Linked DNA regions of Homo sapiens: region 2 is linked to region 1. A link is a contact called in ENCODE Hi-C data. All regions are on one chromosome and are shown on one strand. Each heading gives the region's core, a stretch centred on a gene start or an enhancer-like site at or near the end of the contact. The rest is flanking DNA. Distances are from core to core; before and after follow the strand shown.

Region 1 (3,891 bases), core at 749-3,248:
TAATGGAGGGGCAAAACTACATATATATATATATATATATTTTTTTTTTTTTTTTTTTTTTTTTAGAGACTAGGTCTTGCTCCGTCATGCAGGCTGGAGTGCAGTCATGCAGTCGTAGCTCTTTGAAGCTTTGAACTCCTGGGCTCAAAAGATCCTCCCACCTCAGTCTCCCAAAGCAGTAGGATTACAGGCATGAGCCACCATGCCTTGCTAAAACAATTTTTAATAGAATTAATGGAACACACTATTCAGTTGGATGTGACAGAAAAAAGAGGGTGAGTTGAGGACAAGGTTCTAGTGTGAGCATAAGAGAAGTTTTTAGCAAAGAAGATAATGAATCCAGCTTTTAATGTTGGCATTTATATGCCTTTGGGATATTCAGATAGAGATGTTTAGTTGGTAGTTGGAAACCAAGGACTGGAGCGCAGCAGAAAGGAGACCTGGATACACAGGTCTAAGAAAAATCTATGTAGAGGCTGCAGCCAGTGAAATTGGATAAGCTCCTTTTAGAGAGACTATTGCATAAGAGTTCTGAGGACAGAAAAACCCATGGACCACAAGTGTTTAAGAGATGATCTGGAGGAAGAGAAATCAGTGGTAGGAAAAGCAACCTGTTCATTTCCATGTCCCCAGTGTCTAACACAGTCTTTCACAGAAATGCTTGTGGATGGACTACTTGAGCTTAGAAGGAGAATTTAGCAATGAGGTAGTGAAATCAGAACTAGTGACTTAGAAGCCAAGACAGAGAAAATCATAAGCAAGGAGACATTAAATTAAACTTCGGTGAACTGTATCCTTTGGATTTGACAACTAGGAAGTCATTTTCTACTTTAGCAAGAGTTTGTGTTTCAGTGAGATGGTGGAGCCAGAGTCGTATTGCAGTGGGTTGAGGGGCTTGTGCTAGACGAGGAGAAGACAGTAAGGTATGTTAGTCTTTAAAGAAAGTGGAGTGTAAAAGGAAGAAGGTAGTATTTATAAGGAAAGGGTAAAAATATTATTTTTCAATAAGCATTCATATTTGAAAGTTTTTTGGAGGGATGGAGAAGATTAAGAAAGAAAAGACCCTACAGAATGAAGAACAGATGGAAGGAAAAGTAACTGTGATCTCTCACATGATATTGAACACTCATTACCCGGTGTTGGTTACTTTTGTGTGTGGATGTGTCATTTACCCCCAAGAAGGTCATAAGCTGTTAAGAGGCAGAAATCACAGTTTGTACCTCTATCCTCCTTAGCCTATTTAAAACATGTGACGTGTATGTGATTATTGTTACTTGATTATAGCCATTTAATATTACTGTAAAAGGAAATATGCAACTCTCTGGATACTCTCCTCATTTGTTGTTTTTAAAGTAGACTCAATGTTGAAGCAAGGCCACAGTTCTCTTAGTAGACAGCGTGGACCTCTTGCTAGGTAGGTGGTATGTAGTTGTACACTTTAATTGGTTCATTTAGTTTTGGCAGATTGAACATTGCTACCTCTCTCTCAACAGGAAAATTGGCTCTCTTTTTGGTAAGATTAGGAAGTTGGTAACTTTACTGTTTAGATTGGGAGAGGGTGTTCTGCCTTCAAAAGGAAAAAAAAAAGAAGTATGACATTATCCCAGTTTCTCTCCTTTTTACCTGTTCTGAAACTTTTTCTCTTCCAGTGGCCAAAGACTTTTCTCCTGAGAAGCTGGTACATCAGCATTCCAGTTACTGGGTAGACTCTGGGCCCAAATAGACTTCTAGGATCCACTGGCCTTTCCATCTTTTACATATCTTTGCACGTCCACCTCTCTGCTTTTGTTTAAGGAAGGGAGAAATGTTTTGCATTTATGTTTTGAACTTGCTGATCCAGTAGATGTCACTCTGGGCAACAGGATAGAATATCTGTTCTTATCTGTGGTTTTGAATAGGCTGTGGCATTCCTGCTCCCAACCACTTTTACACACCTCAGGACTGACACACATGAATTATGACATTCTCTGCAATGCCAGTTTTACTTCTATGTTGTGAAATAAGACGGCTGGGAGAGCTGCCATTTCATCTCATTCTCATTCAGCTCGAATGCCAAATGTTTACACAGTTACACCAGTCAACTAGGCAATAAGAAAATAGTTTAGGGAAAAGTGGAGGAAATATATATTTTAAAGCAGCATATCTGAATGGGGTGTTTAGGCACATTAAATTCTTCCGAGACTTCACACAGAGGGGAGGCAATAAATGCTCTCTTGAGTATTTGTGGCTGAACCCAAACTAGTACAAGTGAGCTGACCTCTCTCTACCTGTATAACTTCATTTTCTCCTATTGCCCTAAATCAGTGACGCTCAACCAAGCTTCTAGAATAGATTAAAAAAGAGGAGTTTTCCTGAAGTTCTCAGAAAGCAATATGGTTAGTGAATCAACTTTTCTCTGATTATTTTTTTTCTTTCCATATTGTATCTCCTCTCCACAAACCTTTGGAATTTGCTTCAGCCCGTTACATGATCAGTGAGCAAGTGGCAAACAGAAAATGTTGAGGAAAAAAAAACAGTCTAATTGGACAGATTTGTATTTTTTGAAGAAATATGTTTGTGGTTTTAATGTTGTATGCAATTTTATTTAATCACATTTTCTTTTAGAATTGTTTGCGTTATGGATAGTTTATGTGATATTGTACGCACCAGTTTATTATATTCCATCAACCCGAACAAGAGTGAGGACTCATGCTCTGCATGAACAACATCTTAGATACTCATTTTACCCCATGCAAGGCCTGCCCAGTCTTAGGTCACAGTTCTTGGTTGAACTTTTTATGTTTGACTTGGAATTTTCTTCCACGTCTTTCATCATATGTATAAAATCCAGCCAACACTTGGGGCCCATCTCAAATTCCATCTCCCCCGATAAGGGAATCTTGGTAAGTGATAGGAATTACAAAGAAAAGGAGGAACAGGATGGTGCATGCCGGAAGAAAGAGCTTTTCTTTGGGAGGTAAGCATGTGACAGATTTGGGGGCTAGATTTAAGAGCTTCAGGGGCTCATAGGAGGAAAGATCACTTCCAGCAGCTGTGATGAAGCATGTTTTCTTGAGGAGGTAGAATTGACACTTGATTACTTGAAGGGTAAGATGTGGCTAGCCAGTGAAGAGTGAGGAGGAAGGCCCTCTAGAAAGAGAGAAGACAAAGAAAAACAGAGGTGAACACAGCACAAGTGGGGACAGGTGGTAGTGAGGCCAACTTGGCTAGAACCCTGTACTGATGACTGGGAGTTATTAGAGATACTTGTAATAAGACTTCTTACCCTCATTCTTTTTCTCTGCTGAGACTGATGATGGAAGGAGTTATAATAACTGTTTTCCTGATTGCATGTGACTTTGCCCCTTCTCTGTATTGGCTGTGATCCTCCATCTAGCACATCTTCTATACTTTCTTTATAGTCCTTTCCTACTGTTTAGCCGCTGCTTTGATTTCTTTCCCATTTATCCACTTTACCACTAGCTGTTGAGTTCTCATATCTTCTTGAAGATGAATCAACACGAAGACGCACATTTAATAATAAGAAGAAAAAATAAAAGATAGTAGTTGGGGGCTTTTATGTGTATTTTTTCAAGGTTTGGGAGACTAAGACTGTTACTTGGTGTAGCGTTAGCTCAAAATCTGTTATAAAAAGCAAGATAATAGAACTGAAAGCAAAAGGCCCTTAGCTAAAGATGTAATCCTCTTATGGAGCTGGAGAAGAAAGAGACACAGAAAATGTTGCTTTAATTAAGGTTTTCGTCGTATATTCAATGTAATTTCCTTCTTGAAAGATTATATAGGTGTGAAGTCTTTTCAAATGACATTGTATTGAATAAACGAAGACCTTGCAATACTAGAAATTATTTTCTCCCTAACACCTGTATTTTCAAAATCTTATCTTAATACTGC
Region 2 (3,891 bases), core at 777-3,276, 240 kb before region 1:
TAAAATGAGGAATGAATCCCGAGACATTTGTTTAAAAGAGACGAGGCTGCCCAAAACTGAGTGTTCTCAATTGTCAGGTCTGTTTTTATTCTTTTTCACTCTATGAAAGCAGTGAAGGTTATGTCCTGAATATAGAATATGATGAAGCATTAGCAGTTTATGTCTTAATAAAGTGGTTCTTAATGGTGTGTGTAGGTAGCTGGTGATTCAGAATCAGGCCTTGTCTTGGTCGCAAAATGGTAGGTCAAATTCATGGCAGGTAGGAAGTTTTCAGAGAGAATTTATATACGTCAGCTACATAGATTGCTTAAGGTAATGATTATATACATATATGAAAGCCTGAATATAGTATAAATCACCCATATTAATACTTTTAATACATAATAGACACATTTTGATTTGTAAACAATTTTGAGGAAGGCTGTTTTTATTAGTTTGCCAGCTATATGGAGAATGCTTGAGATTCAAGTCAGTGATTCAAATAACATGCCACATACAGGCCAGCTACTGCTGCAGACATTTTCATATTCTCTCTTTTGGTCTTTCCAATAGCATTGTGAAGGGGGTATTATTAACTTTCAAGATGAGGTTCAGAGTGGCTGATTAGATATTTCTTTTCACACCAAAGGTCTCAGAGCACTTTCTACGTGTGTCAGTGCTTTAAAGACAAGTAAGTCACATCTGCTGTTCTTGGAAGTTTCTGTTTTAACTCCTAAAACACCTTTTGTCTTTCTTTGATATTAAGTGGATATCTCAGCTCTACAAAAAGCAGCAATGTTTAATAAAGTGATTTGTGCCAGTGGATGTTGTGTGGGTTTCAGAAGATGTGAAGAACAGATTCAAGACATGAAAGGTATTGAAATCAAGAGGCTGCCCTTCTCTAGGTTGAAAGAAATTTTGTGGCTTCTATTTGTTCTTGCATGTTGAAAAGTTAAGAGTAGATAGATGTAGATTTAAAAATATTTGTCAAATGAATACTAATTTGCTAGATTCTTTCACATACAATTTGCCATCCAGTCCTTGAAACGACTCTATAAGAAAGATGTTAACTTCATTTCACTGATGAGGCACCTGAAGCTGTGTGATGTTATGGAAATTGCCTGGCTAGAATTGGAGGTGATTTGAGCCTAGTCTCAGAACAATAGTCTACTGTTGCATTTCCATGGAGCAAAACTTGTATCTCTCATTTTTATGAATATGAAAAATGAAGGGGCCAGTTTTGACTGGAAACTTGTTCTCCTTTCTAGTTTTAAATTTAGTTTAATACTGAGAGATGAATATTGGATTTTTAAATATTTACAGTCCATTTAAATTATGTCAATAAGGAGCTATGGTGCCAAAGTGTTTATAGTATCATATTTTAAAGTCTCTCCTATTATGAATACGATGCCAAAGTTTCTTATGCTGGAAAGAACTTTAAGATGATGCAGTTGAAAAATAATTGAAGTTGCTATTAAGTATGGAATCTTATAAGAAAATATGTTGGGGAAATACTCTATAAATTAAAATCTCCACTTATAAATAAGTTACAAATATTATAACTATTTGAGAATTCGACAACTAAAGTTGTTGTTGTTTTTTTTTAATGCATTCTGGTCCAAGCTCCTAGTAAACATAGCTTATTACGTTGACTACTTATAAGCAGCTGCTTTTTGCAAACCACTGACTCTGACAGGAACTATCAAGCAGTTCTAATTCGAAGGTCAGCTATTGCAAGGTGATTCATTAGCTCCTTAATCATACAAATATGGCCAAAGCCACACTCCCTCAATATAGATAATGGGTACGGCAAACGAGTTCTGCTTGCAACGCTGTAGCTGACCTTTGAAAGAAATCTGTCCTTGTGAGCTGAGTCTCCTTATTTCCTTTTTTTCTGGGCAGATGGTGACTTTTCTCCCTGAGATACCAGCTCTACTAAATACTGCTTTTATGCTAGTCATTTAAGGCTTAGTTATAGGCATCAGAAACAACCAGGAGAGTCTTACAAATTATTTAAATAAGATCTTTAAATAAGATCTGAAAATGTGACTCAGCCTGCAGAACTTACGTGGGCCCTGCCCACACTGCTGCTTAGTCAGCTCTCCCTACTGTCCCTGCTCATCATCTTTCTCATTCAGTAGTGGTAAAGCAGACTCACTCTGTTCCTCTGTTTTTTGTTTTTTATTTTATATTTAAAAATATATTTTCCATTTTATTGTGATAAGAACATTTAAACATGAGATCTTTCCTCTTAACAGATTTTAAATATGCAATACAATATTTTTATCTATAGGCACGATGTTTTACAGCAGATCTCTGGGACTTACTAATGTCATATAACTGAAGGTATATACCCACTGATTGGCAGTTTCCCATTTCTCCCTCCCTGTGTCCTCAGCCTCTGGCAGCCACCATTTTATGAGTTTGACCACTTCACAAATCTTTTTTTTTTTTTTGACAGAATCTCTCTCTGTCACCCAGGCTGGAGTGCAGTAGCGCAATTTCTGCTCACTGCAAACTCCCGGGTTCAAGAGATTCTCCTGTGTCAGCCTCCGGAGTAGCTGGAATTACAGGCAGGCACTACCACATCTGGCTAATTTTTGTAGTTTTAGTAGAGACGGGGTTTCGCCATATTGGCCAGGCTGATCTCAAACTCCTGACCTCAGGTGATCCGCCCTCCTTGGCCTGCCAAAGTGCTGGGATTTCAGGTGTGAGCCAACGTGCCCAGCCCACTTTACATTTCTTATATAAGTAGAAGCATGTAGTATTTATTCTTCTGTGACTGGCTTATTTCACTTAGCAACAAAAACACCTAATAATATAATAAAACAATGGGCTACATACTTGAATAGACATTTCTCCAAAGAGGACATACAAATGATTATGTATCGACAGAAAAAGTATGATCCATTGCCTCCCCATCATAAGGGTCACAGCCAACACCCCATATCAAAAGACATGTTAACAAGAGAAAAGCGTAAGAAGTTTATTTGATCAAGTTTCTTTGTGACACAGAATCTTTCAGAATGAAGACCCAAAGATACAGGGGAGGCTATCCGATTTTGGGCTTAGGTTTGATGAAGTAGAGACTGTCATGTAGAAATGTGATTGGACAAAAAGGAGTATGATCTAATAGTAATAGACTGATTTGGGGGGCTGGGGAAAACCAAGCGAGGCCTGTGTCCAGATTCTCCTTGGCTGCTCTATGCAGCATTTTTAATTTCCAGGTCTGAGGGAGGACACTCTCTGGAATGGGAGTCTTATGACCTACAGTCAAGGTAGGTCAGATTATTTATTTATGTCTGTTCTTACAGAGAAAGGTGGGGAGAAAGTTAGAGTGGTATTTTTAGGTTTTATGTTGGCTTTGGGGAAAAGGGGTTCTGGTGTCTATGACCCACCTGGAGAGAACAGGGATTCTAGTTTTTAAGGCTAGCCTTGGGAGAGAATGAGGCTGAGAGACAGGAGGAGGTCAGAAAGGGATTTTGCTTCTGAAGCTGCTTCTGAGGTCTTCACTTTGGAGTATCATTTTCTGAGCCTCAGCAGCCAACAAGTATGTGAAAAAGTCATTAATCATCAGGGAAATGCAAATTAAAACCAAAATGAGATATCACCACATATCTATTAGGATGGCTATTATATATAAAAAAGATAACAAATGTTGGGGAGGATGTGGAGAAAAGGGAACCCTTTACACTGTGGGTGGGAATGCAAAGTGGTACAGTCATTATGGAAAACAGCATGGAGATTCTCAAAAAATCAAAATTAGACTACCTTGTGATTCAGCAACCCTGCTTTCTGGGTATTTATCCAAAAGAATTGAAATTAGGATCTAGGGGAGATACTAGCACTCTCATATTCATTGCAGCAATATTCACAATAGGCAAGATGTAGAAACGATATAAATATCCATCA

What was found. A loop is a pair of places that touch in the nucleus more often than their neighbours do. Pooled maps may share reads with other maps.
Region 2: a map of PC-9 shows a loop between it and region 1 (2.2-fold over the local background). The contact joins two enhancer-like sites. A Hi-C loop is called at or near these places in 4 of 168 maps with a recorded cell type or tissue (MCF 10A, PC-3, PC-9 and 1 more) and 2 of 50 pooled maps.

The regions. Positions count from the first base shown.
Region 1 is chr2:53,200,323-53,204,213 of GRCh38, reverse strand. All of the region lies in intron 1 of LOC105369165 (a long non-coding RNA gene), which reads left to right. Among named protein-coding and RNA genes, the nearest start is that of MIR4431, 500 kb to the right of the region's middle. Within about 2 kb of position 1,998, at least 2 of the 41 ENCODE cell types and tissues checked have a DNase peak (open chromatin) inside an H3K27ac peak, as active enhancers do; they include PC-9, where a contact is called at or near this core.
Region 2 is chr2:53,443,731-53,447,621 of GRCh38, reverse strand. No RefSeq gene overlaps it. Among named protein-coding and RNA genes, the nearest start is that of CHAC2, 320 kb to the left of the region's middle. Within about 2 kb of position 2,026, at least 2 of the 41 ENCODE cell types and tissues checked have a DNase peak (open chromatin) inside an H3K27ac peak, as active enhancers do; they include PC-9, where a contact is called at or near this core.